Linked DNA regions of Homo sapiens: region 1 is linked to region 2. A link is a loop called in an ENCODE intact Hi-C map of the cell type or tissue named here. Cell type or tissue: dorsolateral prefrontal cortex. All regions are shown on one strand. Links, peaks and the distances in the headings refer to the core of each region. The heading gives the core; the rest is flanking DNA. Region 1 overlaps JARID2 (jumonji and AT-rich interaction domain containing 2). Region 2 overlaps CD83 (CD83 molecule).

The links. Hi-C counts contacts between places; a loop is a spot of excess contacts. Peaks named below come from ENCODE experiments on the same cell type or tissue, not always from the same donor. Only the 100,000 strongest peaks of a DNase experiment are listed, where the experiment ranks them.
Region 1: it touches region 2 in a loop (2.4-fold over the local background); 6 of 110 quality-filtered maps call a loop at or near these places.

The regions. Positions count from the first base shown.
Region 1 is chr6:15,507,815-15,516,973 of GRCh38, forward strand. It overlaps JARID2 (jumonji and AT-rich interaction domain containing 2), which reads left to right. Exons shown (of 18, transcript NM_004973.4): 12 at 526-640; 13 at 3,482-3,587; 14 at 4,394-4,576; 15 at 5,101-5,231; 16 at 5,425-5,608. Among named protein-coding and RNA genes, the nearest start is that of DTNBP1-AS1, 34 kb to the right of the region's middle. RefSeq lists enhancers at 1-73, 74-615, 616-1,157, 4,977-5,955. In dorsolateral prefrontal cortex, for the core only: a CTCF peak has its summit at 4,571 (motif pointing left); DNase peaks (open chromatin) are centred at 4,109 and 4,544; H3K27ac peaks cover 2,483 bases.
Region 2 is chr6:14,123,670-14,135,609 of GRCh38, forward strand. CD83 (CD83 molecule) reads left to right here. Exons shown (of 5, transcript NM_004233.4): 3 at 7,851-8,079; 4 at 9,980-10,086; 5 at 11,439-11,940. The coding sequence ends at 11,567. Among named protein-coding and RNA genes, the nearest start is that of CD83, 12 kb to the left of the region's middle. RefSeq lists enhancers at 4,874-5,472, 6,103-6,152. In dorsolateral prefrontal cortex, for the core only: a CTCF peak has its summit at 6,045 (motif pointing right); DNase peaks (open chromatin) are centred at 2,800 and 6,052.

The DNA of each region.
Region 1 (9,159 bases), core at 214-8,213, 1.4 Mb after region 2:
GGAGGTTGTGGTCACCATGAATGTGAAGGCCCAGGCCTTGGCGAAAGTGGCTAGGAACCTGTCCGGGTCCTGGAACCTGACTCATTTCTGAGCTGAGCCAAGGAGCCCTGTGCCCTACTCACCCTGCTCAGAGGCCTTACCAACAAAGGGGCTTTCTTGCTTTCTGCCTCTGGCCCTGATGGGGGTTTTTGGGTTTGGCGCCTCTGGTCCTCAGCCTTGAGGCTTGGGGGCTTCGGCCCGTGGGCGGCCGGTTCCTCGGCATTCCTCACCAGGTCAGGTTCCTGCGGCCACCTCCCTCATGAGGCCGACGTGCTCCTGATGTTTTGAAGCGGTGTTCATATTCTCCCACTTCTGTAGAGCAAGCAGGAAAGAGTAGGTACCTTCTGCTCACTGTCTTTTGTCTGGCTTTGAGTCCCATTTCTTTTCCTTCTTGTTTTAGCGGAAGAAAGAGATTTTTACTTACTGTTCCTTTGAGACCTTGTTGCCTAGCTTTTAAAAATGCCCTTTTCACTCTTTCTGTTTTAGGAGTGACTATTCCCTGGCTAAATATTGGCATGGTCTTTTCTACCTCATGCTGGTCTCGAGACCAAAATCACCTTCCATACATTGACTACTTACACACTGGTGCTGACTGCATTTGGTGAGTACTGGCCCCAGGCGGGAAGGGAGGGACTGCAGAAACTACTATTACCACATGAAGTGGGGCCTGTGGGTAACTTCTTGTCCAGGTGGTTCCACGTGCTTGAGAACTTGCTTCTCTGTGTTCAGGCCTGTCCTGCGTTCCCTGCCGAAGCCTGGGCCTGGGATCACCTACCTCTGTTGGAAGAGTTGGGGTGCTGGAGAATGTTGTAACACTGTCTGATGATGAGCAAATCTTTTCATATGCTTAGTGGCCATTTAAGTTCCCCTTAGTTCCTTAAGTTCCCTTAAGAATTACCTACTTACGTCTGTTTTTGTTTTGTTTTGTTTCGTTTTGTTTTGTTATGGATTAGTCACTTTTTCTTGTGGATTTCCAAGAGTTATTTTCACCTTAGGGTTAAGGAACAGTAGTAAAAGTGCCACACAAAGCTAACCAGTAGTAGTGACCGTGTCATCAGCCCTCTAGTAACTGAATATAAACCGTGGTATTTCATGATTGGTTATTTTCAGCCTCTCTGTAGAGCCAGTGTTTCCTCATCTATCGGTGGCTGTGGGGAGTAGAGTTGACTTGGGAATCTCGTTCCTGCCATGTGGAGACACGCGCGTTATGTACCCTGTGGAGTCTGTTGCCTGGCGAGGTGTTCTGGGTCCCCGCCTGTAATCTGACTCTCACTGTAGCCATCCCTGATTGAGGCTGGGTCCCCGCCTGTAATCCTGACTCTCACTGCACCCATCCCTGATCGAGGCTGGACTCTTTGGTGTCTTTGTTTACGGCGGCAGATGGGAAATGACTACAAATAATCAGATGTCTTGTCGTCTGATCGTTTACCGGCATGCTGTTCATGCCATGCTGACTGTGTTTATTGCCCTAATGGGGTGATTAAACATTCTTTATTAAAATAAACAAAGTCTTAGGACTCGTGTTCTCCCTCTTTGGAGCCAGCGTCGGCTGCAGCCTCCTCATTTTGGCTGTTCTGGTGAGTGGTGCTGTGGACATGAGGGAGCCCTCCCTTCCCACATGGGTCTGTGTGCCATGGACGGTGATCATGGTGTCCTGCAGTGGGTCCAGAGTGATGGGCCCGGGAAGCCCAGGCTGTTGCCTGTGGAGCGGGGACTGACAGGAGCCTTGGGGCTTAGCCGGGCCAGGCCACCAGCTGGGGAGGGGACAGCCAGGACTATTCCGAGAGGTGCCTTTGCCTCCGGAAGAAGAGCGTGGCCATTTCCTGTGGAGGAGTTACACTGGCTGTGGCATGGCCTGTGTTCTGGGGTCATCCCCAGGCCAGTGACCTCAGGCCCGAGTTTCTTCCGTGTGGGTTTGCTTATGGCTTGACGTTGAGTCACAGATAGCAAAATGTGATACCCTGTGTGGGCTTTTTGAAGACTCACTCCTGGAACCTCATTGACAGGAGAGAAAGAAAAGGCAGGGATAGGATCAGAGAACATGATGGTGTGTAGTTTTTCTTAAAACATGTGATTTAGGTTAGAAACCCTGTATTTAAATTACCAATCAGTAACAGAATATGTTGGCATTGAAAATAACATGAGCATTAAAAAAAATACTTCCTTCACTGAGCAACTGAAACCAGGATTTGGCCTCAGAGAGAAATGCTTTCATCACAGACACATAGGGGCTGCAGAGTTGCTGCCCGCCTGGACCTGGGGGGCGGGGGCTGTGGGGAGGGGCTGGCGGTGTTGCCCTGAGCTGCTGGCCCACATCTTTGTGTTTAATGGTGGTTGATGGCTTCACTGGCTTAGCATCCTGAAGACCTGTCAGGCCCCTCTCCACACTGATGTCCTCCTCTTGCCTGGGGAGGAGCCCCTCAGACAGCCTGAGACACCCAGGGGCAGGGCAGCCATCCCTGCACCCCTGCCTTGCGGGGGGCCTCCCCTCACATCCCCCTCATTCATGCTGTGAGCCTGACACCAGGGGCGTCACACGTTGTGAGTGGAAGTGTGGCCCTGGTGGGCTCCAAGGACATGGGCAAAACCTCCTCCCCTCCCTGTGATTGCCGTGAGGAGGCCGTGTAGGTTACTTTCTACCTGTACCTCCCACCTTTTCTTACACTTGAGGACCCCTGCCATGGTTATACCCTGGAGGGTCTGTGAGCCACCACTTCCCCAGGCCACCCTCTGACAGAGGCCTATGAGCCCTTGATCCTCCTGTGTGTCTTGCTGTATGTGCCTGATGCCGGGTAGGCTGGGTCCTAACACGTAAAACTCTCCAGTGGGGAGCAGAGCTGGGGGCCCCTAGCTATCCCCTGACCCCTACTTCACCACAGCATCTGCCAAGGAGTTGGCCTTGAGGTGGCACATGTGCATGAGCCTGGCTCCTTCCCCAACTCTCTGTGCATTTGTAGAGGGCAGGGTTTACTGTTCCTGTCTGGAGGGCCGAGGGAGCCACGTATTCCTTGTGAGGACATTATCAGGTGCTGCTCCTGCAGTGGCCTCTGTTAACAGAAGGAGGGTGCAGTGCTGGAGCCTCAGAAGAGGCTCGTGGAGGCCGCAGTGTGTCTGGTTCTGATTTCTAGGGGTTTGTGAACATCTGTTTGTGGTTTGAAGGCTTTTTGGCTCACCAGGTGGGTCAGATCTCCATAAAAGATGAGCATCTCGCAACGCGGATGCACTGTGGTTTGGCTGTGTGCTAGGTGGACGTGGCACTGCTGCCATGGGAAATGGGAGCCAGCAGTGACCAGGCACCCAGCCAGGCCAGTGCGCCATCCCTGCCGGCGTGGAGCAGAGCCTCTCGTGTGCTCGGGTCCCTGAGGGTGACGGGGGTGGCCCAGTACATGCAGGAGGCCCTTGTCAAGTCTCTGCTTGTCTCTTGTGTCTCTCAATGACCCAGGTATTGCATTCCTGCTGAGGAGGAGAACAAGCTGGAAGATGTGGTCCACACCCTGCTGCAAGCCAATGGCACCCCAGGGCTGCAGATGCTGGAAAGCAACGTCATGGTGCGTCCACTCAGCCACCGCCTCCAGCAGGAGCTGTAGGACCTCCTAGGCACTTGAACATGGTTTCCCATGAACCCGCCTTTCAAAGGCAATGAGGACACAGCAAAACAAATCCCCAGGGTGCAAAGGGAAAGGTCCTCTGACACAAAAGCCAAACTGACCTTCCATCAGATTGCACAGGGCGCTGGGGTTTTGCACGGCCTTTGCATCTGTTTTGGGGCTTGTTTGTGTTGTGGGCTGCTGTGGGCCCTGGGATTTCTTGTGCCCGCCGCTCCTACCTTCTGGGCATGTGAGAGGAATGAGCACAAAGGCTTCTTCACCTGTTTTCAGGAAGTCATGGGGCTGGTGAGTTCCTGGGAAGTGCTGCTTTGAGCTGAGTTCTGACCAGCTTCTCTGGCCTCTGCTGACCCTGCCGGTCCCGCCTGTCCATCTTAGAGAAGAGATGGACGGGGGACTCCTTTGTAAGCCCAGCCTGTGGGCCTGTGGCCTACTTGGCTCTGGAGATGAGCCCGGCAGCCTCCTGGTTGTGTAACCTTGTCCTGTTTCCAGCCCTGGCATTGCCACGTGGGGACAGAGGGGCCTGTGTGGTCATCATGTCCTCAGCTGTGCATGAACCTGTCATCACTCTTGGACCAGTGCAGTTTAGAAGCTCCTTCTTGTGTTATGAATGACGTCTTTTTATTTTCCACATAAAACAATCTTATCTCCTTGAGAGCAGGCCTCTTAGGGTGCGCATACGTCACCTGAAGACTGCAGGTGTCCCTGCGCACAGGGAGGGGTGCCTCAGCCTGGCCCTGTCTCCCCAGATCTCCCCGGAGGTGCTGTGCAAAGAGGGGATCAAGGTGCACAGGACCGTGCAGCAGAGTGGCCAGTTTGTCGTCTGCTTCCCGGGATCCTTTGTGTCCAAAGTGTGCTGTGGGTACAGCGTGTCTGAAACCGTGCACTTTGCTACCACCCAGTGGACAAGTATGGGCTTTGAGACCGCCAAGGTGAGCAGAGCCGGCCTCCTCCCGCTTGCTGCCCCCGCATCCCTGTGAGTGCCGTGCGTGAGCGCACACAGAAGCATCCCTGCGTGTGCGTGTCTATTTGTCAATAGTTCCTTTTGGAATATGTCTTTGAAATTCTTAAGACGTGGTTGAAAGGTCTTCTAGGAATGAAAAGTTGTTAGGGATTTGTTTGTATCACAAAGAGTTTTGATCAGACCGTTACTGACAGACCCCTCCAGTATTGGAAAACTGTTGAAGATGCTCAAGGTAATTGCTTAGAATGGACAGAGAACCTCCACCCATCGTGAGGGAGTGGCAGCTGCCTCTGGGTAGCGGCGAAGTGCTATGACTTTTCCTGGTATGTGGTGCCTTTCTCACAGGGAGGCAAAGTTTTGAAGAGTTTTTAATCTAAATGCAATTCAAGATTTAGAAATTCAGACAGCCTGCCTGCCCCCTCCACCAAGAAGAACCTTGACAGCTGCCTAGTAATGAAAATCCACCCTAAAGGGATGTGACTCCTCTTTCAGGAAATGAAGCGTCGCCATATAGCTAAGCCATTCTCCATGGAGAAGTTACTCTACCAGATTGCACAAGCAGAAGCAAAAAAAGAAAACGGTCCCACTCTCAGTACCATCTCAGCCCTCCTGGATGAGCTCAGGTAACAGACCCCCAGAGCCCACGCCAGAGAGCTGGACCCGGCTGCCCTTCGGGGGCTCACCCCCCGAGCAGGCCTCACTTCCTGACAGGAGGGTGTGTCTGCAGGGAGGCCGGTGTGGGGTGCGTGTGTCCCCTCTGCTGGTGAGCATGGCAGGCCGTCACTAAAGGTGCGGGCCGTCTCCCGTGTCTGGCAGGGATACAGAGCTGCGGCAGCGCAGGCAGCTGTTCGAGGCTGGCCTCCACTCCTCCGCACGCTATGGCAGCCACGATGGCAGCAGCACGGTGGCGGACGGGAAGAAAAAGCCTCGAAAGTGGCTGCAGTTGGAGACGTCAGAGAGGAGGTGTCAGATCTGCCAGCACCTGTGCTACCTGTCCATGGTGAGCCCGCCTGGCCCTGCCGGCGCCCTCGCATGTAGTGCTTGGCCTGAGAGCTCCGGGGTTGCCCCCAGAAGAGGGAGGGCGCTCTCTGCCCAGGAGACCTGCTGTGCTCCCATCTCTGGAGCCGGCTGTGGGACCTCGGCGGAGCTTCTGGCCGCCGGAGGTGGCTGCCTCACCCACAGTGACCAGGCCACACAGAGGCTGTCCCTCTGTTCTGCCCACGCGTGGCCCTCCCTCGGTCCTGCAGTGCGTCCTTCCTCCCTGGGGAGCAGGTGGCCTCCCTCTCCGCCCTACTTTGTCACTCCAGCCCCCACGCACTCTGCTCTTACCCATTCTTTCTGAGGCAGTGAGGGGCGGGTTTCCAGTACTGGGCAGCGTCTGCCATTCCCTGTGGCCTGTGCCTGGTGCACCTGGGCCCATGGCCTCTGCCCTTTGGCTCTGTTCTTGGTTTCCTGGTCCTGCTCAGCTACATGATCTGCCTCAGCCCCCGAGGACTTCAGAATCTATCCTTGGTGAAAGCTGATGTTCCTCCTGTCCCATCTGGGATCAGAGATGCTTTTCTGGCACAGCCACTCCAGGCCACAGCAGGCTGCATTCCTCTTGCCTTCTCGACTGTGCCCTGCTGGCTTCCTCGTGCCCACCTGCCTGCCTCAGCTTTGGGGTTAATACCAAACACCTCCTCCCCCTGCTCACCCCTGTTCCAGCCCAGAGGTGGGCTCAGAAAAGCCCTTCCATGGCGACTGGATGGCTGTGGCCTCGCCATGCTTCTTCCAGTCTCCCCTTGACCTCTCACCAGAGAGCTGCCCTGACACACTCTGGGTAGGGACGCCCAGCTGGCACTGCAGATGGCTCCACAGCACTACACACCTTAGCCTGGAACAGAGAGCATGCCCGAAGGGCCTGACCTGCCTCCCCGGGCCTCGTCCCTTTCCACAGTGCCTCACATCTCCAGTACAGAAGCCTAGCTTAGGAGGTGCCCACCCCATATGCTGTGTGGTGCCTGTGTCCCACAGGTGCCCCCTTCGGCTGCACACTCGCTGAGAGGCCAGTGCCTCTGCGTCCCTCTGCTTGTCCATGGTGGGCCAGGACTGAGACCCGGGTCGACTCTCCTTGGCCTCCCAGTGTGACTGTGTCATGCCGTCTCACCCCGAGTCCTGGCGTGCCCTGTAGAAGAGGGAGGACACAGCCTCTCCCGGATGAGTCAGATCGTCAGATCGTCAGATCAGGGCTTTGTAACATTTGAAAGAGCTAAAAACTCGGTGTGTCCTCATCTCCTCCTTACCTAAGGACGCAAATCACATTGTATCAGATAGGCCCACCCTCATGGCCTCATTTGAGCTGATTTACCTCTTTAGAGGCCCTACCCCCAACTGCAGTCACAGCTGAGATCCTGGAGGTTCAACGTTTGCATTTGATGGGGGACAAATGCAGTCCGTGACCGCCCTGCCTCCTGTCCTGTAGATTTCCTTCTGTCTGGTTTTTTCCCCCAGACTTCTCAAAATGTATTACCTAGAGCCATTTGGTTCTTAAAAGAAAATGATGATAAGCATTTTCCCAGATCTTCAAAGTATCTTATAAACATCACTGATAAAAGCTGCATAGCTTGGTGTGCTCTCTCTCTGTTCTTTTTTTTTTTTGTTTGTTTGAGACAGTCTTGCTCTGTTGCCTAGGATGGAATGCGTGCTGTGATCCTGTCTCACTGTAGCCTCAACCTCCTGGTCATCCTCCCACCTCAGCCTCCTGAGTAGCTGGGACAGCAGGTGTACCACCACGCCTGGTTAACTTTTTTTTTTTTTGTGGTAGAGATGGGGTTTTGCTGTTACCCATAGGCTGCCTACTTCAGCCTCCCAGAGCCCCAGGATTATAGGCATGGGCCACTGCGCCCAGCTGTCCATCCTCTTGCTGGAACACGCTATTCATTTCCATGCACTGAGGGCTGTATGGTAGTTACACCTGGGGGTGAAGCTGGTCTGTCCCTGTGAGGTGGCACCAGGTGGCCTCATTTTCAAGCCATCCTTCAGAAACTTCAGAGTTGTCACCTGGCATTTCCTGTCAGCCTGAAAGTTATTTTAAGAAGAATGTATTGTGAGGCCGGGCATGGTAGGCCAATCCCAGTGCTTCGGGAGGCAATGGTGGGCAGATCACTCGAGGCCAGGAGTGCGAGACCAGCCTGGGTGACAGAGGGAGACTAATCTCTACAAAAAATACAAAAAATTAACTGGGTGTGGTGGCGGGGGTATCACTTGAGCCCAGAAGTTCAAGGCTACAGTGAGCCATGATCACACCACTGTACTCCAGCCTGGGTGACAGAGTGACAACCTGTCTCTTTAAAAAAAAAAAACAAAAACAAAAACCAGGCACGGTGGCTTATGCTTGTAATCCCAGCACTTTGGGAGGCTGAGGCGGGCCAATCACAGCCTGGCCAACATGGTGAAACACCATCTCTACTAAAAATAGAAAAAATTAGCCGTGCATGATGTTGAGCGCCTGTAGTCCCAGCTACTCGGGAGGTGGAGGTTGCAGTGAGCCGAGATCGCGCCATCGCCCAGGTGACAGTGCGAGACTCCATCTCAAAAAAAAAAAAAAAACCCGTTATAAATCCATAGGCAAAAATTGGGGTTTGACTTATACGTTGACAGTTTGCATTGCTTGGATTACTAATACATTTGTGAATTTAAATTTGATGTGTTTCCTGTTCTTCCTGTCCTTGGCCCCGTGTCTCTCCAAGGTCTTGTTTCTGTCAGTAGGTGGCATTCCCACACTCCTACAACGTGTTCTCTGTTCCTTGCTTAGAAACACCGCAGACGAAAACAAGTCCTTCCCCTCAAGCTTTCTGAGAAAGGCCTATGACTCTTCTCCTCTTGAGTGTTAAGACTGAATTTTTCCTTATTTTCAAACTCAGAATTAGAATAGGACTTGGAGTCAGCGTGAAGTATGGGAGCCCTCCGGCAGAAGCCAGGTGGCTGTTTCCTTTCATCCGGCCCCTCTCAACCCTAGACAGGCCCCCAGTGAGGGTCTCTGTCCCAGCACTCTCCTGTGGCCTCAGGCAGCAGGGTGTCCACTGGCGGGACAGCTGTGGGCTTTGTGGACAGCCCGCCCAAGGGGGCCGGGGCTGGTGGGTGAGGTCATCGGCGTCACAGCGGTCAGGAATCTGTGATGTTGAGGGTTTTGGGGGAGTTTGCATGGGGTCGTTGGACGCCGCTTGCTCTGTTGACTGTGAGCCACTCATGGACCACCATGAGAACCTGTTTTGCTGCTGGAAAGTCAAGGGTGCGTTCCCCGGGTGGCCGCCTAAGTTGGAGTCCTCCATGTTCCACATCTATTCCAGCACTAGGGTGGTTTCAAACACAGGATCTCAGGAGCCCTCAGAACTCAAGAGATGAGAAATACGCACCCCTCACTGTCTTTAGCAGCCTGGTGGTGACTGAACCTCTCCCAGGAAACTCCAGCAGAAATCTGGAGGGGACTTGAGGGCCACTCCCAGGTCTAACTCAGAGGTGGTCAGTTACTCACCTTCCTAGTTGAAGACCATGTTCCAGGTGTTTGGTCAG
Region 2 (11,940 bases), core at 1,716-9,715:
ATAGTGGAACAGAGCACAAGTTGCCAAAATCTTTTAGCTTGATAATGGGGAGGGAGGAAGAAAGCAGCTGAGAGTTAAATTGAAAAAAAAAAAAAAAAAAGCTAAACAAAAAAACCAACTTGTTTTCCATTAATAAAAGGGGGAACCTGAGTCACATGAGGACTGGATTGTCTTAGCTACGTACTTGGCAATGTCACTACACAAAGAAGAGGAAGTTTGGAGAAGGTCTCAGTGACATAAGGGAAAGTTTTATGTAGGGCAAGACTAAAAGCAGATTGATTACCTAAAAAAAGTTTCCTCCCTCTAAAGATGTTTCCGTAATCCCTTCCTGGCTACTCCTGGAATAACCCTAAATTTTGTATCAACAATCATTAGCTCAAAATAGAGCTGGGCAGAAAATACTTCCCTAAGATTCTTTTATACTCATAAGCATGTTTTTGTTTTTCATTTTGTTTTGTTTTGCACTGAGGTGTATTTGGGTAAAATTTCCGTGTGTGTCATGTGGGACTAGTACAGACTTGGGAGCCCAAGGCTTGTTAATATCACTTGATGCTTTCTTGGAGGACCAGTCTACTGCATATCCCAAATTGGGACAATTTGGAGAAGTGTTCCAGTTCTTAGCTTCCAGTGGTTGCCAGCAGTCCTCGGGGTTACCGATTAGAATCGGTATTACCGATAGAATTGAGGTTACCGATTCTAGAAGAGCTGGTAGCTGCCTAGGATTATGGGTCCACATAGGGAAAACCTTTAGGAAAAGAAGGATGCTGGTTTCCATAAACAGTTCATAATCACCTTGGACCAGCAGTTCTGGAGAACAGAGGTTCTGATTCAAATCAGGCCTTGAGGTCTCATTCCCCAAGGAGTGGGAGGCATGTAAGCCCAGGGGACAAAGCAGGACTGGCCTCGAGGCTGGAGCCATGTGCCAATAGCCCCCTACGTACCAACCTTATTTACATGGTGGTGCGGGGTGCCTTATCATTAGGAGTCTTTCAGTTGTGAGGGATTGTAAATCCAATCAAAACTAGCCTAAAGAGAAGGAAATATATTGGCTTATATATAATTGGAATGGGAAAAAATTGAAAAATCAAAATACAGTTCACATTTCAGTTATGGATGGCGTTGTGGCTTGAATTGTGCCCCCCCCAAAAGATCAGAAGTTCTAATTTCTGATGCTTGTGATTGTGACTTTATTTTGAAATAGAGTCTTTGCAAATGTAATCAAATTGAGATGAGGTGCTACCTGACTAGGGTGGGCCCTACTTCAGTATGAATGATGTCCTGATAGGAGAAAACACACACTGACACAGACAACAGGGAGAAAGCTATTTGAAGACAGACACAGGGATTGGAGTGATGTGTCTACAAGCCAAGCAACGCCGAGGACTGCTGGCAACCACTAGAAGCTAAGAGAAAGGCACAGAACAGATTCTCCCCTAAAGCCTTCAGAGAGCTTGGCCCTGGCAACACCTTGATTTTGGACTTCTGGCCTCCTGAACTGTGAGAGAATACATTTCTATTGTTTCAGCCACCCAGTTTGTGGTGCTCTGCAGCCCTGGCAAATGAATATAGCTAGGCTTAGAGGTTCATGAATGTCCCCAGGACTTGGTGACTTTCCATCTGTCAACTCTGCCTTCCTTTACATTGGTTCTGTGTCCAACCTCTACATAGCAGCCAGATCACAGCCAGTAACTACAGAGTTGGACAAGTTGCACATCCTTTATCTGAAATGCCTGGGAGCAGAAGTGTTTCAGATTTTTGGATTAGGGATGCTCAACCTGTATATCCTTCCAGAAGCAAGTGCAAAGGAGAAGGTTGTGTTTCTCTTCAAATATCTCAACTTATGTCTGATTATTCTCAAGGGACTTTGACTGGGTCACGTGCCTATCAGAGCCAGTCTCCATGATCGTGGGGTACCAGGCCTGAGTTAAGTTGCCTCCTCTAGAACCTAGGTGTGGAGTTCTTCAGAGGACATGAACTCAGAGCTTGTAATGGTACCTCTTCCAGGTCCAGCAGGCCCCACGGGATGCTAATAGAAGAGAGATGATTGGCATGAACAATGAAGGGTCCAACATTGCCTTCAAATCTCAGTTCCAAAGGGGTTTTGATACATTATTATGATGGTGCTTTAAAAAATACAGAATGTTGTGGATATTTTGAAGACATCATATGTGGAAAAAACAGTTTCTCCCTAGAGCAGAGATTGGGACTTCTAGGACAACTTTCCCAGAGGAGACGGGAAGTGTCAGTGGTAAGGAAATGACAGAGTGGGTGGATGGTGTGGAAAGCTATCACAGACAAGAATAATTTCTATTACCAGCATTACCAATTATACAGCACTTTTCTTGTTTTCTCACTTGATTTTATAATAACCCCATGAGCAAGTAAGGGAGCTCCAGATCACGAAATGGGGCTCAGAGGTGAAGTGACATATGGAAGATGACCCAGCTAACACATGGAGAAACTGGGATTGACTTCAGACCTTTGATTCCAAAGCTAGTGCTCTTGTAACTTTCTCACTCTTTCTAAAATTCACGCATTCATTCAGTAAATACTTTTTCAATACGTCTTATATTCAGGGAACTATTTAGTATGCAGAATGAAACCTTGGTTATAAAAAAAAGGAGAGAGAGAGAGTAGTAACATCTTCAGGGCTTTCTGTGTGATCGATATGATGCTTAGGGTCTGTATACATCATCATAAGTATCTTCACGCCAGCTCAGTGAGATGTGATCACCCCCAGATTCCAGTGGAGCTATCCAAGCCTGAGAGTGGTTCAGTCAGTTGGCCAAGAGCAGAGGTAGCCGTGGGAGGGCTGGGGTTTGGTTCCAGCTCAGTCCAATGCCAATGCCTGTGCTCTTAATTATGTTGCCTCTGCTATACTCATAACTCTGTTAACAGCCATAAATCCAGCTCTGTCTGTTAGACCCAGTAAATTTCAAAGTAGAAAATCATTTTTCTAATAAAACTACGCATAGAAAAAAAGATATTAATGCTCATACATTCTACCCTCATTATGACATCAACCTCTGAGCCAAACTATTTTGCACATTATAAAGAGCTGTTTTTATGATGAATGGGAATTATATTGGCACTTTAATTGAGTTAGAAACCAAGGTACATGAATGTTAGTGCACAAGAAATGCGATAAAAAAAGCTGCTCAATGTGGTTGGAATACATCAGATTAATTTAATACCAACTTTAAATCCTTACAATCTATACCCTTAAATATGTTTTATCAAATTATTAGATGAAATTTTTATACTGTTTTTTTTTCTTTTAGGTAGGTACCTATTGCACATTCCCCCCACCCCTGCTTTTATTTTTTTATTTTTTTTTAAGACGGAGTCATGCTCTGTCACCCAGGCTGGAGCGCAATGGCACAATCTTGGCTCACTGCAACCTTCGCCTCCTGGGTTCAAGCGATTCTCCTGCCTCAGCCTCCCAAGTAGCTGGAATTACAGATGTCCACTACCACGCCCAGCTAATATTTTGTATTTGTGGTGGAGATGTGGTTTCACCATGTTGGCAAGGCTGGTCTTGAACTCCTGACCTCATGTGATCCACCTGCCTCAGCCTCCCAAAGTGCTGGGATTACAGGCATGAGCCACCGTGCCTGGCCCTGCATTCTTAACAAATCTGCTATATGATAAATTTAGATTTCAATTTTGTGATCAAAACTCTTTTTTTGCTATAAAATGAAACTATTGCCCTCTTAGCTTCAAATATGGTAATGTAGGAGGTTGGCATATATTTGGATAAAATTATGTAAACTTAAAAAAAAACACTTTCCACAATAGGATGTTTTAATATTGGTTCAGTTTCAGCCATAATTAATGATTTATTTTATGTCTTTTGTTTTAGTTCAAATTAGTTCATCATTAAAAAAAAAAAACTGACTCCATTCACGTGCCCATACAATTAGTACTTGTGTTTGCTTGATTTAGCATTCTGCAAATGAAAGAGAGTTTGTTTTAATTTAGGGCCTGTGCTTTCCTTAAGGTCAAATCTCCATTTGAGAGAAAGAATATGGTATTTAAATAATTTAGTCAAATTGGAGGCCTTGAGACAAGTCAGAGTCCCCAGGCTTTCTGAAAATGAGATGTCCCACGTTTGCACTTTTCCAGCCCAACCAAAAATGATAGAGTTGTCAGCATAAAAGTTAATGTACAACATGTGGATTTTTAAAACATGATTGGGATGAGTGTTTTGAGTAATTAATTTGCTGAAATTGTGTTGTGCTTTAGCGCACTGTACTACAATATTAGCATTGTGAAGCGTGCATTAAATAGTTCCTGTCAATTATGGTTGGCTGTGAATGAATCTGAGGGTTCCTTTTGTTATAAATTACTATTTCCTAAAATGGTTTTGCAGAGAAGCAATGGAACACTTTTAGATTTGGAATGTTTAAAGAGCTGTTCTTGCCAGTGGTTGATTTTGAGTGAGCTCCAATGTTTATGAGAACTCATAAAACAAAGCAAAGTGGGGATGGCCCATTTGCTGTTACTCCGTTTTCCTCCCACTGAAATTTCCCTCCAGTTTTTGGTGGTGCCTCTGCCACAGTTAGCTCATCTGATAAAGCAGGGTGATAGCTGCCTGGCCACGTATCTGATGATAATGATATGAGCTTTTGCATACGGTCCCTTGATCCTGCTAGGGCCCCACCCCCATTCTGAGCATGCAACATTAACATAAAAACTACCACGCCTTTTGCAGCTGTGGATAAACCCCAAATTCCACAGCTGGGGGTCACAAGAGAAAGTTTAGCTGAAAATGTATATACCTAAAACTGGAAGTTAGAGGGAGGGTTATGAAATATTTCCAGGTGCAATGTATGAATTTACAGGGAATTCTTTTTGCTGTAGTTAGTTATTAGGCAAACAGCGCTGTTCATTGGTTTGGCAAGAGTTCCTAGGTTTTGCGGATAGTTCTCTGGGTCATTTAGGAAAAGGGGTGTTTGGAAGATGACCCTGTGAGAGTTGAGATATTTTGCCATGATCCCACTGGTGGCAGCACATCAGAATTCTGCAGGTCGCTTTGAGGTTCTTTGTTTTGCCTTCTCCCTTGATTCTTCCTTCTGTTCTTATGGCTCACCCTGCCTTTGTTTTGCCATTTAAAAATAACTAGCGGCCCACTGACGGTTTTGCCAGAGGCCCTTGGAAATCTAACCGTCAAATAAATTTTATTGGTGTTGCTGCTGATTTTTAAAATGAATTCTCTGCAAATAGGCAGAAGTTACTGCCAGCCAGTTTTGATCACCAGCACCTTTTTGCTTCAACAGTTCCCAGCAGCTAACACAATAATGGGGCCATCTTTATGTAAATAGACACAATAGTTTATGTTTCTACCAGCTCCAGAGGGGTTCACAGTGTTGATCTTGACTTTCAGATGGGCCTTTCTGAGCTGAGGGAGGGGTTGCTGGATGGGAGAGGAGCTTCCCAGGAGAAAACCATGGGTGAATAATCTCAAAACGGTTGTTGCAGCTACACTCGCATTTGGAGGTTAATTTAGAAAAAGAAAAGCAAGATTGGACATCGGAATGGGGACTGCAGGGACTGGGCCGAGCTAATTATTTCAAACTGGCCTTTCAGGCCATCCTAGACACAGATTGGCCCTGGATGGGCCTCGGTCTCTGGTCTCTTGAAAGCCCTTGCCTGGTAGGAAGAAGCCGCTCTGCCAGGCAGCGGAAGGGAGAGGCAAGCAGTGTGAGCCCATGACGAGGCTTCAGTTTATGGTTTACTTAGGCTTGAAAAGGGAAAAATGGTGCTAAATTAGATGTGTTCTGGAATCAGATGGACACTGTTAGTTTCCTCTAAATTTCCTTGGCCCCACCTCCTTTTTGTGCTTTATTTTTGCACACCTATGGGCCCCAGTCTTTTAGCTTCCTCCCATAGATTCTTGATTATTTAGGAAGGAATCTTTCCACACAAAAAGGACCATCAAGAAATGGGATTTATGTCCGCAGACTCGGCCTGAGAAGAGCCGTTCATCTCAGCTCAGGGCTGGGAGGGAGCTGAGCAGGTTTTCTTGCAGGAGCGATCAATCTGCCACCAGATGTCTCTGTAGCCCACTCTACAGGAATGCTCACAAACACCAGGGCTGGAGCCTGAGCTTTCCGGTGACCTTGTGGTATATGCTCTGAATTAATAAATGAAGCAGAAATGACTGTGTGTGTGTGTGTGTGTGTGTGTGTGTGTATACGAGTGCACACGTGCCCATGTGTATGTATTTTCTTTCCTGAGTTGCTTCTCAGAGTATTCCCCTAACTCCTTGGTTATCTCTTTCCCTACACTGAGTTCCTTCCTAAAAGTCAGAGAAGAGTTGTAGGGTGCTCCCAGAACGGGAGATTCATCATTGATAGGTGCAAGCAAAGACAGTGGCAGTGGGCCCTGATAATCTCTGTCTCCTTCCCTAAGGTGGCTCTTGGGTGCAGTTATCATGCTAGGGACAGGTAAGGAATGTCACTTAATCCTGGGCTCCCTGCTGGTCCCCAGCCAACCAGCAAAGGGAAACTCAGGTGCTGCTAGGGGATGTCATTGTTGAAGGGCTGCCCAGGAAGGCTGAAAACAAGGATTTGCTTTACTGCATGTGTACATTCATTTTAGAAGCTTTAAAGTATTTCAATGGAGGAGCAACTTAGCAAGTTAATTAGGCAAATTAAAAATATGTCTAGGAAAGAGAGAATTAATGGTGAATGTGGTATGAGCCTAATCTATGCAGTGGGAGATGCTGTGGACACTCCACCAGTTTGATCACAAAGAATTCACAGAAAGCAAGCCGCGCACGGTGGCTCACGCCTGTAATCCCAGAACTTTGGGAGGCCGAGGCGGGCGGATCGCTTGAGTCTGGGAGTTCAAGACCAGCTTGGGCAACAGAGCAAGACACTGCCTCTAAAAAAACAAACAAATAAAAATTAGCCAGGTGTGGTGGCACAGGCTTCTAGTCCTAGCTACTGGAGAGGCTGAGGTGGGAGTACCAGAAGGTTGACTCAGGAGGCCAAGGGTGCAGTGAGCCATGATCAAGCCAGTTCTCTCCAGCCTGGGTGATAGAGCGAGACCCTGTCTCAAAAAAGAAAAAAAGAAAGCCAGCCAGATAAAATGTCTGGCTAAATTGGGCATCTCCCCAAGTCCGGCTGGTCTGTCCTGAGTACAGTGAAGTCAGCTGTTACTGCCCTTCCATGTGGAGTTTGATATGAGCAGCAAATGATCTGACACATACACTCTCTATAAAGCATGCTTCTCAGCTGTCTCACTGCCATAGTACAGAGAAAAGGTGTGGCACATTCGGCGACGTCAGGCATGACCACACAGAGACACAGCCCTTGAGGAACAAGGTGACTGTTCGCAGGAGGCGTTGCTCATCTGCTTATCTGATTTTAGTTGAATTGTCTGGCAAGGATCATAACAGATTTAGGAATTTTTCCAAATAAAAGGCTGGGATACAAAAATAGGAATCATTCAGTGGGTGAGTTGGTATCTGAAGAAAACAAGAGAACATTTAATACAGAACAGTCCTATCTATACATGTATACATAGACACAAAATATAATCCAGCAAGATTCACACACAGCATATCACTGTCATCAACAGTGACTCTCTCTCCCTAATATAGGGTGGAAATTGGGATACTTATGATAGAATCATGAGATGTAGTCCTGATATATTCCGAAGATGTAGCCTTGGGAATTTTCATAGATCTTTCCTCCCCCAGAGGTCACACACACACAAAAGCATCACGTCTTGTTTTACAAACATAAGTTGAGGCTGGATCTTCTGAAAACAAAATGGAAACATTGGTGTCGAGTTGGAGTGCTTGCAGTGGACCGTGATGCGCTCTGATTCCTTCTTCACAGTTATTGGAGGGTGGTGAAGAGAGGATGGAGACACCCCAGGAAGACCACCTCAGGGGACAGCACTATCATCAGAAGGGGCAAAATGGTTCTTTCGACGCCCCCAATGAAAGGCCCTATTCCCTGAAGATCCGAAACACTACCAGCTGCAACTCGGGGACATACAGGTGCACTCTGCAGGACCCGGATGGGCAGAGAAACCTAAGTGGCAAGGTGATCTTGAGAGTGACAGGTGAGGTGACCTGCTGCACTTGTTTTCTTCTTGAACAATGCATGTGTACTTCCTTTAGGTCCTAAAATCGTTCCTCTCTTTTGGAGTGTAGCTCTAGAGCTTTGGATCACATCTGTGGCTGAAAGTGGAAATCCGCTGCAAGCATGTCACCATTTTCTCTTTCTGTGGCTTAAATGATGCCTTTTGTTTGACTTTTGCCCAACACTTGTTAGGGGCTGAGGGTGGAAATGATAAAAATGTGGTCACAGAGCCCCTGATTCCGTACAACCGTTGATTTCTCCTTCTGTCAGGGATCTGAAAGGAATTGGACTTCGGGTAATATTATTACACCTGCAAGAGTACAGTCCCTGTTTAAGGGGGCAGTGTGTGCTTTTTGCTTAGTGTTGTATGCACACACCTCCCTTAGGCCCTCCTGGATCTCCAGCCCTTCATCCTGGTTTCTTTGTTTCCTGGTACTTAGTACAACTGGCATGTTATGTATGGATTGATTTACTGTCTGTCTCCCCAAGAGAACAAGAACCTCTGCGTTTTCTTCTCTGATGTATCTGGGCACATAGTAGGCCCTCAATGAATATTCACCTGAATGAGAGGAACCTTGCAGAGGAGAGTGGAGAGGGCAGGCATGTCCTGCAGGGAGTGGAGAGAAAATGAAGAGAATAGCTGATTTTCTCTCCTTTTCCTCTTCCATGGCGATATTGCCTACAACTTAAGGGGTCAGAGTCTACAGTCACTTAGATCTGGCTCAAATATTAACTCTGCCTTTTGTTAGTGTGTGACCTTGAGCAAATCACGGATTGACACTAAGCCTCAGTTCTCTAATCTCTAAAATGGAAGTAACGTCTACAACATAGGCTTGTTGTGAAGGTTAAATGAGAAGTTGCGTTAAAATGCTGAGTGTAGTGCCCGGGATAGACTGAATGACCAATACATATTAGGGACCATGAGGACAATGGCTCTCATTACCCACGGCTGTGAGAATCCATCCCTCGACTGCTGCACAAAATGTCGAATCCATTTTCAGGGGTTGACATCTCTGGAGATCTAGCCATTGGCTCCAATGGCAGAACCCCCTCCGCTCACTTGCACTCCACCTGCTCCTGCCTGGGGCATCAAGCAGATTCTGTTTGCAAGCACACTATAGCCAAAGCTCAACTTGCTTCCCCAAACAGCACATTGGGTGTTGCACCTGAGTGGGGAGAGGCACCTCCCTTCATGTCTGTCCCTGGGCTAAAGGCCTCGCTGCTCTTACCCTCCCTTCGTGCTGCACCAAACCCTTTAACAGCCCTGAGGGAGTTGTTCTTCCACCCAACCATGCTGGCACCCTTGCCGAAAGAGCTTGAATGATTCTAGAAAAATCTGTTGACGTATTTGGCAATATCAGGGCAGCTCCCCTGCTTCCTTTCATAGTCCCTGAAACCTCCTGAGGTGAGGACACACCACAGTCTACCCAACAGTGATGAAGTTAAGATAATTTCTGGATTAACAAGTGGTGGTTCATCTGGTAGGAGGACAAAATAAGCCAGGAAAGGCTTGACATCCGAAGTGCAGGCAGACAGGCCGCAGGATAAGCCTGGACCAGCTGTCTGGCTCAGCCGCCTTGGTCCTTGGTCCTTGACCCTCTCTGAGCCTCGGCTCTTTCATCTGTAAAATGGGACTACTCAGGCCTGTTCTGAAGATTCGGAAAGATGCCATGTGAGAGTCGCATGCAGCCAGACACAGAGCGACAGTGCGCGCCGGCTGCTGCTGTCACCTTCACTGTCACTGTTACTGTCGTTCATCCTGATGGTGGGAAGAGGAGACAAGCAGGACTCCAGGACCAAGGAACAAAGCATTCTTAGCTTTTTTTCATGGTAGAAAAATCCTGTTAAAATGGCTTCACATGTCGCTTACTTTTTTAAAGGATGCCCTGCACAGCGTAAAGAAGAGACTTTTAAGAAATACAGAGCGGAGATTGTCCTGCTGCTGGCTCTGGTTATTTTCTACTTAACACTCATCATTTTCACTTGTGTAAGTATCTTCTTAAAACATCTTCTCTTATTAAAAGATTACCCAGGGCACCAATCCAAGTATCTCTTGCAGATAGTGCGAATCATTTAATAATGGTGAGAGAGATTATTCTTTGAACCCTGGACTTTTTGAGGCCCCTAGACTGGGAGAATCATTACAGGAAGCTCCCTGAAATATTTCCAGCTTTTGTCTAGTGGCTACGTTTAGAGCATTGTGGAAAAAAAAAACAAAGTAAGATATAGGAAGGACGTTTGGGAAATGACAAGGGGTTCTATGCAAGAGCAGAGGCCCTGTAGGCGCAGTGCTAGAAGTTGCAGCGCTGAGGGTCCCCCATCCCAGAGCAGAGGCCCCGCTCTTCCTGTGGGTGAGGGAGTGGGCCCCACTGCCCCAGGGATGCCAGGGGATAGATCAGCCTCCTTTGGCTGCCTTCAAACTATTTCTCGTGGGGGTTCTCCCCTTCTATTTTTGGTATTTCTGCCCATGCCTTAAGAATTAATCCCAAGAAGCCAGAGCAGTGAGGCACAGTGGGAGGCTTCCGGGGTGCAGGATGGCTGGCCGGTGCTCAGGCACCCTAGACATGCCCATGAGCTGTTGGTTGCAGGTTCTGGCTCAAAGCCCTCAGAGATTCTTTCTGCATGGCTGCTCACCTGTGTTGATGATGGTTGTGGGAGAGTAGGGCCACATGTGTGTCTGACCCCTCTAGGAAGTGATCTGCCCCCTTTGTCTCCATCCACCAGGCAGGGCTGGCTACCTAGGGGCCAGGACAGACTTCACCCAGGAGCTACCCCAGGACTGGTTCTTGCCACTCACTGTGTCCCTCTATTCACTTACTTGCCTCTCTGGCTGTGCACTCATCTCTCTGGTTTCTATTTTAGATACCAGTCAATCAGAGACTCCAGTGAGCACCTACTATGTTCAAGGCATTATGCTAGGCACTGTACAGGGCATAAAAAGGTGTAAGACATTGTTCCTGCCCTCAAGGAGCTTACAGTTAGGATGTTAGGGTTATTTGCGTATAAGAAGATAATTAGAGTTACCAGGCAGTATGTTTTAAACATGAATGACTTTAGCTTCTTGTTGGAAAATGCCTGCTTCTGTGGGCATTGACTTTCCATACAGAGACCTAACAGTAGGGGGTCGAAATGGCCACAATCAGTGAATCTCCTGGTCCAAGTTTAGAGACGCCAGTGAAATGGTTGGTACAAATCCCTTGTGGAGCGAGTGAGGCAGTGAGTATGAGAGCTTCCAGAATGGGTTGTCTAGCCAGCTCTTAGTGAATAGAGTTTAAAAGGAGGTGACAACTGCTGAATTTTTCCAATTATTCACTTCACATTTCTTTCATTTCTTTTTAGAAGTTTGCACGGCTACAGAGTATCTTCCCAGATTTTTCTAAAGCTGGCATGGAACGAGCTTTTCTCCCAGTTACCTCCCCAAATAAGCATTTAGGGCTAGTGACTCCTCACAAGACAGAACTGGTATGAGCAGGATTTCTGCAGGTTCTTCTTCCTGAAGCTGAGGCTCAGGGGTGTGCCTGTCTGTTACACTGGAGGAGAGAAGAATGAGCCTACGCTGAAGATGGCATCCTGTGAAGTCCTTCACCTCACTGAAAACATCTGGAAGGGGATCCCACCCCATTTTCTGTGGGCAGGCCTCGAAAACCATCACATGACCACATAGCATGAGGCCACTGCTGCTTCTCCATGGCCACCTTTTCAGCGATGTATGCAGCTATCTGGTCAACCTCCTGGACATTTTTTCAGTCATATAAAAGCTATGGTGAGATGCAGCTGGAAAAGGGTCTTGGGAAATATGAATGCCCCCAGCTGGCCCGTGACAGACTCCTGAGGACAGCTG